Regions from separate parts of the Homo sapiens genome. Here region 1 is linked to region 2. Evidence: chromatin contacts called from ENCODE Hi-C data. All regions are on one chromosome and are shown on one strand. Each heading gives the region's core, a stretch centred on a gene start or an enhancer-like site at or near the end of the contact. The rest is flanking DNA. Distances are from core to core; before and after follow the strand shown.

What was found. A loop is a pair of places that touch in the nucleus more often than their neighbours do. Pooled maps may share reads with other maps.
Region 1: a loop to region 2 is called in a map of CD8-positive, alpha-beta T cell, with 35 times the contacts of the local background. The contact joins the promoter of ATP9B here to the promoter of ZNF516 in region 2. A Hi-C loop is called at or near these places in 3 of 168 maps with a recorded cell type or tissue (CD8-positive, alpha-beta T cell and naive thymus-derived CD4-positive, alpha-beta T cell), 3 of 37 single-sample maps with no recorded cell type and 12 of 50 pooled maps.

The regions. Positions count from the first base shown.
Region 1 is chr18:79,067,760-79,071,517 of GRCh38, reverse strand. It overlaps ATP9B (ATPase phospholipid transporting 9B (putative)), which reads right to left and starts at 2,124. Exons shown (of 30, transcript NM_198531.5): 1 at 1,989-2,124. The coding sequence starts at 2,107.
Region 2 is chr18:76,493,666-76,497,614 of GRCh38, reverse strand. ZNF516 (zinc finger protein 516) reads left to right here and starts at 2,373. Exons shown (of 7, transcript NM_014643.4): 1 at 2,373-2,471. It overlaps ZNF516-DT (ZNF516 divergent transcript), which reads right to left and starts at 2,276. Exons shown (of 2, transcript NR_164145.1): 1 at 1,829-2,276; 2 at 1-1,336. It overlaps ZNF516-AS1 (ZNF516 antisense RNA 1), which reads right to left. Exons shown (of 2, transcript NR_136504.1): 2 at 3,697-3,949. RefSeq lists silencers at 2,264-2,323, 2,454-2,553, 3,254-3,343.

The DNA.
Region 1 (3,758 bases), core at 875-3,374, 2.6 Mb before region 2:
CCCAGCTACATGGGTGGATTGCCTGGGCCCAACAGATCAAAGCTGTAATGAGCTACGATCGCATCACTAACTCCAGCCAGGAGAACAGAGTGAGACCCTGTCTCAAAAAAAAAAAAAAGGAAGAACAATAGAAAAAGGGGAAATATGCGTATGTGGTATATGCAATACACTATCTTTATCATCATGAGTTTTATAAACCATATTTGATGACTGACACAAAAACTGTAACACCATCTGATACCCAGGACATGATACTTAAAGTGAGGACCTAAGTGAAAGAAGGGTTTCCACACTTGACTGGAAGTGGTGAAATACAGCAATACACCATGGTGATAAGTCACATTTGTATATTGTAATACCCAGAGCAAGCACTGTAAAAACTATACCAACACCTAATCTCAAACACACTATAGGGATACCAAAAAAGTGTCCAAGTAACCCAAAAAGTGGCAAAAAAAAAAAAAAAAAGAAACAGGAATCAGAATGAGAATCAGAAGAAACAGAACACAGATAATAAATGGCACACTTATATTCTAACATATCAGTAATTATCGTAAATGTAAATGGTGTAAATATGCCAATCAAAAGAGAATGGCATAGTTGATAAAAAATATAAGATCCAACAAGAAACTCACTTCAAATTCAACATAGGTAAGTTGAAAGCTAATACCATGCAAACATTAATCCAAAAAAAAGCATAAATGGCGACATCAATATCTAATAAAGATTTTAGAGCAAAGAAAATTACCAGAGACAGAGGAACATTAACAATGAAAGGAACAATCCACCGAGATGACAAAAAATCTTGAATGTGCGTGCACCACATGACAGTGCTTCAAAGTACATGAGGCAAAAATGGATTCAATCTGTGATGGAAACCTATTTTGAAACAGGTGGCACATTTCCAACTAAAGAACTCCTAAAATTAAACAGATTTACTAACACAATTACTGTTATAGGTAACACCAGAACCCACTTCCAACCAAGCACTGAAAAAAGGGCACCTTACACATGTTCTACTGTAATCTCCAATAATCCCGTAAGAAAAAATATTATCCAGCATTTTACAGATGAGGAAACCATGGCTTGAGTTTAAATAAGTTACCCGAGAGTAAATCGCTAGTGGGTAAACACTCAAATCAGCGTTATAACATTCCAGTATGTACTTTGAGCTATATGTTAGTCTCTCAAATGGCCGAAAACAAAAATTATTCAAAAACTCAAATTCTGAAGCAACTACATATTGAGTGAAATTATGTTTTCGACAATTCCTCTGGAATAAAACTTCAAAAACTATAAGAAGCAACACTTTTTAAAATTTTCTTTTCTTTGAATGAGAAATGTTAAATATGAGCTAAATGCAATCTCGAGTATGAAAGGTCTGTACACTAATTCTACTGCTAACCTGTGACCCCACTAAACAAGTTAACCGTTCTCAATACCCCATTTCCCTTTCGTAAAAGCAAAATTACTTGTCGACAAAAAGCACTTTGTATATATATGTTTAAACAAAAAGTGTGCCTAGCAAAGATATCGAAATGTCGAAGAGAAGTCATTTCAATAAGAAGTGTGTTTTTAACAAAGCAATTAAAAGTTACATCCGTCACCTTCACAATTCACAGGGCTACAAGAACAAGTTTCGGAGACTCTGAAGTATCCGAGAAGTTAGCACTTTTGATCCCCGTTTACTTTAGGAGAGCAGCCACCCCTCAACACTGGACCGCGGTTCTCTGCTCCCGTTCTGGCTCCTACGCTCGGCCCAGGCGTCCCGGGGATGCAGCCGCTCGCCCCGGCAGCTGCCCGCGGCCCTCACCACCGGCGGACGCCACAGCTGCGGCGCGCTCAGAACGCCAAGGACTCCCGGCTCCCAGCGAACAGATGGGGCGCGCCGGTAGCGACCCCAGACCCGCCCGGCTCCGGGTTCCTGCGGTGGGCTGGGGGCCCCGGGGAGCGTCGGCGGGGAACGGGGCCAGTGCCGCCTCGGTTACCTGCTGTGCCGGTCGGCTCCCGGCCTGGGCCCCGCGGCGCTGTAGTAGGCCGCGCGTTTGCGGTTGGCTGCGGCCGCCGCTGCGCTACGCACCGGGTAAAGCGGGATCTGGTCCGCCATGTTCCGACCGCCCCTTTCCCGCCCCTCCCACTTTCCCCTCAATTCGCCACCTTTTCCCCGCCCTCTCCCCTCAGCGCCAACCCCGGCTGAGGCGCCGCCTGCGGGCCTTCCCCGCCTCCGCCAAGCGGCGAGGTCCGATGACGTAACGAGCGGCGGCGCGGAAGGTGTGGCGTCCCTAGGCCCCGCCCTCGTTTGGCGTCGGCGCACGATGACGTGCCCAGGGTGGCAAAAGCGCGGCGCAGGAGGCAGTGGAGTCCGGGCAATGACGTCACGAGTGGCTAAAGCTGGGACGGGGGGCGTCGCGTTCCGAGGCCCCGCCCCCGCCTCGTGACGGGCCCGATGACGTCACCGATCGGCGGGGCGGGGCGCGCGTGCGCCACAGGCTGGCCTTCCGGTAGCGCGCGAGGGCCTGCACGTGGGTCGTGGTTCGACCCGGCGCGCTCTGGTCCGCGGGTGGAAGGGCCTCGCAGCCGTCTCCTGGAAGCTCTGCCGGGGACACGCGTGGGCGCGCGCGGCCTCCTTAGCGGTCCAGAGCCTGCGCTGCCAGTAGTACGCGCGCCCCATGGCTGTGTGGGGCCCCACGCGCCCTCCTCGCCGCGCGGCTTCTTGCTTCCGCCCCGCGCTTCTCCAGCCTGCCTTCGGTGCCCGCTTCCTGCCCGCGCCCTTGGAACCGCTGGTGTCTGTGCGTTCACAGGCAGGGTCGTGCTACGTGGCCCGGGCCCCCAAAGCGCCGCGACTGCAGGCGCGCCCACCGCGCCGGGCTGAATTTCCGAGATGTTCTTGTCCTGCTTCCTCACTGCTGCTTCCTTCTTTCTCTGGTTCTGGGTCTTTAGCTTGATTCCACATCCCCCACCTCTAGGCCCACAGCCTGCTGAAAAGTCCTATAGGCGACTGTCAGAAACGAGGTTTACACCCTCAGTCTACACAAGAAAGCAAAACGATATTGAATAAACGAATACACGGCTTTGGTTGGGTTTGTTTCATTTCCTGTCCCGAGGACAGCTCCCTTCCACCTCCATCACCCGCTGCAGCTGGAAGCCGGCAAGCTGATGCACCGCTCACCTCACGTATTAATGGTTTACTCACTTTGTGTTTTTTTAAACAATGTTTTTCTGATATTCCATTTTCATGACATATAAATTTTGTCTATGTGTTTGAAACACTGTTCAACATGAACTTATAAATGCTTTTCTTTTCTGTTTTTTGGAGATGGGGTCTCTGTTACCCAGGCTGGAGTGTAATGTTTTGATCACGGCTCACTACATCTTCCACCTCTCAAGGTTCAGGTGATCTTCCCCCATCTGCATGTATTACTTTTTCATTATAAAAAATGGTCTTTATGAATATGAATATTCTTAATTTGTTGCTGCCACTCTGATTGCCAGTTTGCTTCTCAGCTGCTTTTCATGTAACCTGAATACATGCCACTCCACAGACACTAACTACTTTCAAAAGACGCCAATGGCCTCCTAATTGACAATGGCCTCACCCATTATTTCTCTACCTCACTCTCAGCCGCTGACACTGTTCACACCATCTCTCACCCACATTCAACAACTGATATTGATAACACCATCTCATTCTCACAGCACTGGCACTGTAACACCATCTCCTCACCCTCACTCAGTACCTGACAGTGATAACGCCGTCT
Region 2 (3,949 bases), core at 1,124-3,623:
AAACGGTGCCCTTAATCCCTAATGGTTACTTTAAGTGTTTGAAGCTATTAAAACAGTTGAAATGTTGGCAATGCTAAATATGGTTACAGGAATAGTATGGAAACTTGTATTAAACATTTGATTTTTATACCTTTTTTGTGTGTGTGGAGTGAGCTAGGAATAGTGCATTGACAAATGAACAACCACCAGTGACTTGTGTACAATCAATGTGAACACGTTTCAATTGTCAGTAACAAAATGATGCTGGCCCTCCAGCTGCCATTTTCTAGGTCTGCCACACCAGACACCAGGACTTAACTCTTTGCCCATCCATCAAATTACGCTCTCAGATTTCGCATGCACTGTAGATAAACGTGTAAGAAAGGAAATGGTTTAAAAGCACAATATTATTGTAGACAGACAATGCCCTGAGTGAAATCACATGTGGGTGACTTAAGACAGGGCCCTAAACCGGCTAGAAAAAGGAAGCAAGTCATGAACAGTTTTATGTGGAGGGGTTTGGAAGTCTTGATCACCATTCAATGATCTACCTTGTCCATTTTCAACACATGGAAATTGTTAGCGCAAGTTTGTACTTTAAAATAGACCCAAGAATGCAGATGAACGTAGGTTTACAGGACTGATATTCATTCCAAAATCCTACCAAAAAGCTATTAAAGTGTCTTCAAATTTTAATCTTTGTTGTTACCTACATGTATGTAATAATATGTGTATACAAGGACATTTACGGCTTTGTAATTAACTGAATTTGGGGATACTTTCTTTGTGCATTTTCACAGTGTACTGAAATGAATGGTGGGCACGTCAATACTTTTCGGTGAATCAGACTTAAACGTGATTGCTGAAGAATACATCCCACTTAGGCATTCATGCTGAAGCCAGCAACAATTGTCCGTGACCTTTAACATGCCCGCTCTCCAAATCAGTGCAGGTCGTTAGTCACACGGAGCTTACATTTGAGGACTCGCGGATCCTTCATAGCGGAGGTTGTCCCTGTCTTTCTGCCTGACTCCCCCCCGCCCCCCGACCCCGACACACACTCCCCACCGCCCCCAGAAACATCACACATGCAGAATGCCCCCCCCGTCTGATCGCCAGCTTTCGGGCACATGCGCCTCCCTTTGCAGCGCGTCTGGAGTAGTTTCTTTTGTAAACGCCCTAAGTTGGGGAGGGCCGCGGGCTGCGAGTGTGAGGCGCAGAGAGAGACGCCGCCGCTGAGGTAACCGCCAGGATTGCAGCGCTGATTGCTACGCGGAGCCACGTTGGGCGTCTTGGACGGAATCCACCTCCACTGCGGAGTTATCACGAGGAGAAGGAGAACAATACGGCCAGGAGCCTGGTGGGAGAAGATAGTGTTACCCCTCCGCAGGCCGCAGCTCCCCGGGTCTACGTCACCGGCCGTGAAGGGGCGCTCGCCCTCGCTAGCTCCGACCCGCCCCTCCCCCGCCCCCGCGCGCCCGCCCTCCCCTCCCCCACCCCGGCCATCCCTGCCCTGTAACAGGAGAGCGTTTTGGAGTCAAATTAGGATTTCTAGTCCCAGACTCAACTTATTACAACTAACTACTGCTCGTGGGGAGTAGGTGAGGTGAAGAAATGAAGTTTTAAGAACAGAAAAATAAGAGTTGAACTTTCGAGGCTACCGGTAAACAACCCCTTCATTTTTAAATGGCCGGGTGGCAGAGCCGCTGTTTGAAGTCTTTCCAGCGGGACCTCTGTGACCCTTGATTCAGGACTTAATGTATTGATCCTGCATCTGAACACCCCCAGAGGCATTTACCAGGAAGTTGAGTGACACGCACACGCTACGCCGTGTGTAATGCACACGCACCTGGGACCCCCGAAGGGGTGTCCCCATTTCAGTCCAGATGGGGCGCAGTGCCCAGGTACCCGCCGGCGGGACCCGCATCCCGAGCACGTCTGTACGTATGGATGCGCGTGTGCGCGCGGAAACGGCCTCCGGGAGCCGGGGCTGCAGCAGCCTTAGACCTTGACGAGGGGCGACCACTGGCCGCTGGAACCGTGATTCAGTGCTATTAGGGGAGGAATTGGCTGTGTCTGAGTCACTGCAAGCCTCCAGACTGTCCCCTCAGTGTGGCAGAACTTTGTGCTGATGAGACAATAGTGGAGTGTGCGTTTCCTACAGGGCAGACCATTTCCAGGCTGGGGGAAGCCTCCGGCCTGCGCCGGGCCGTGAGCGCCCGGCCCCCTCCCCGTGCCGCGCAGCCCCCCGAGCCCGGCTCGCGCCGGGGCCCCCGCGGGGCGGACGCGTCCGGGGCGCGCGCGGGCGGCGCGAGGAGGGGGCCGGGCGCGTGGCGGGCCCCGCGCGCCCTCGCGCGTCCCCCGCGCCCGGGCGCAGCTGGCGCGGTCGGTCTAGTGCAGCGCTCGGCTCCGCGCCGCGGGCGCTCGGCTTCACCTTCAGATGCGCGGGGCGTGCGCGTCCTCCTCCCCAGGCCCGCCGCCTCCCTGCCAAGGTAGGGGCCGCGGGCGGGGGGAGGGCTGCGCCGCAGGGGCCGCGGGCGGGCGGTGGGCGCGGGGCCCGGAGCCCCGACGTGCCCCGTACTCTGGTGTGCGCCGCTGGGGGTAGGGGGGGAGGCGCTGGGGAGGGGGGTGCGCCGGGGAGGGGCCCCCCGGGCGCGGGGAGGGCTACTTGGCTTTCCCGGTGGGTAGTTGCTCTGCTCGTCAATTCCAGGATAGGGGAAGATGCAACTTCGGGCGGCGGGGCGAGCGCCCGGGAGGTGGTTTTTACCGCAGTGGAGGGGCGGGGTGGGGGCCGGGGTGGGAGCGCGGAAGAGGCTCTGGCTTTGTACACTTTGTCAAAGGCGACGCGGGAGGAGGGGAGCTCGGATGCGCTCTCCATCCATTAGGAGACAAAGAGCAAATTGCCTTACTTTAAAGTAAAACGCTCCGGCTAATGAAGGTGGGTGATGGGGCTGCGGGCCCGAGGAGCCGCTTCAATTATTAAGGGTTTGGCGGATGGGATCGATGCCTGTGGGCACCGCGCGCTGCTGCCTAGGGGACGTGTTTGCGTGGAGGTGGGGGTGGCCTTGTTTTTTACGGCCCCCTCCCCGGCTGCTTGCCAGTCTGCTGGGAGCTTCTAAGTGACCCTAACGTTAAAGAAGTGAGAGGTCCTGGAAGGGAAGTTCGGGCGGGGGTGGGGGTGGGGGCGAGGGTCTGGCACCGACTCGGAGAGGGGTGGGCAGGGACTCCTCGGAGCTGCGCCCCGCCGGGTGCGGGTGGGGGAGGCCTCGGTGGCGAGATGAACCCGGGTGTATGAAGGAAGAATGCGGTGGGGTGTGTGTGGTTGGGCGGGAGGTGGGGGGAGGCGCCTCCGCTGCCATTTCCAGGGAGAACTAACAGACTGAATAGTTACGATCAGTATTTAGATTAAACCGCCTCAAGTTTTAACGAAACTTTGTATGAATAAGTTTGTTAAATGGCAGCCGAGTGGGGTATTTAAAAGCAGCAGTTTATGTGTGTGGTGAGGAAAGCCAGTGGACCCCCGCAATTAGGGACCAGAGGGAACCAGCCTTTTACCCGAAAAATGTGGGTCTGTAAGTCAGCCTCATCTATTATCAGCGTTAATAAGCTTCCCGCAGCAGACCGGGAGCTCTGGGGGCTGTGTGTGTGTCTTACTCATTCCGCTGATAAAGAGTCACCGGGTCTCCGGGTGTGCAAAGATCAACTTGCGCAGCCCTCTTTTTAAATATATTCATTCTGTGCTTTATTTAATCCAGATGCACAAAAAGCCATTTGCTGCTGCATTGTTGGTTTACATTTTTTGAAAAGGCGACTGGTGTAACCTGTGGAATTTGAAATGCAAATAAGAGCCTGTGGGAGTAGAGGCAGAACAGATCAGCATTTATAAAGTGGAAAAGATTTAATGTCTTTGAAATCATTGCAGGGGAAGAAACTGGAGGGGGAGTGTGATTTTTCAGGGAGTGAATTGTGA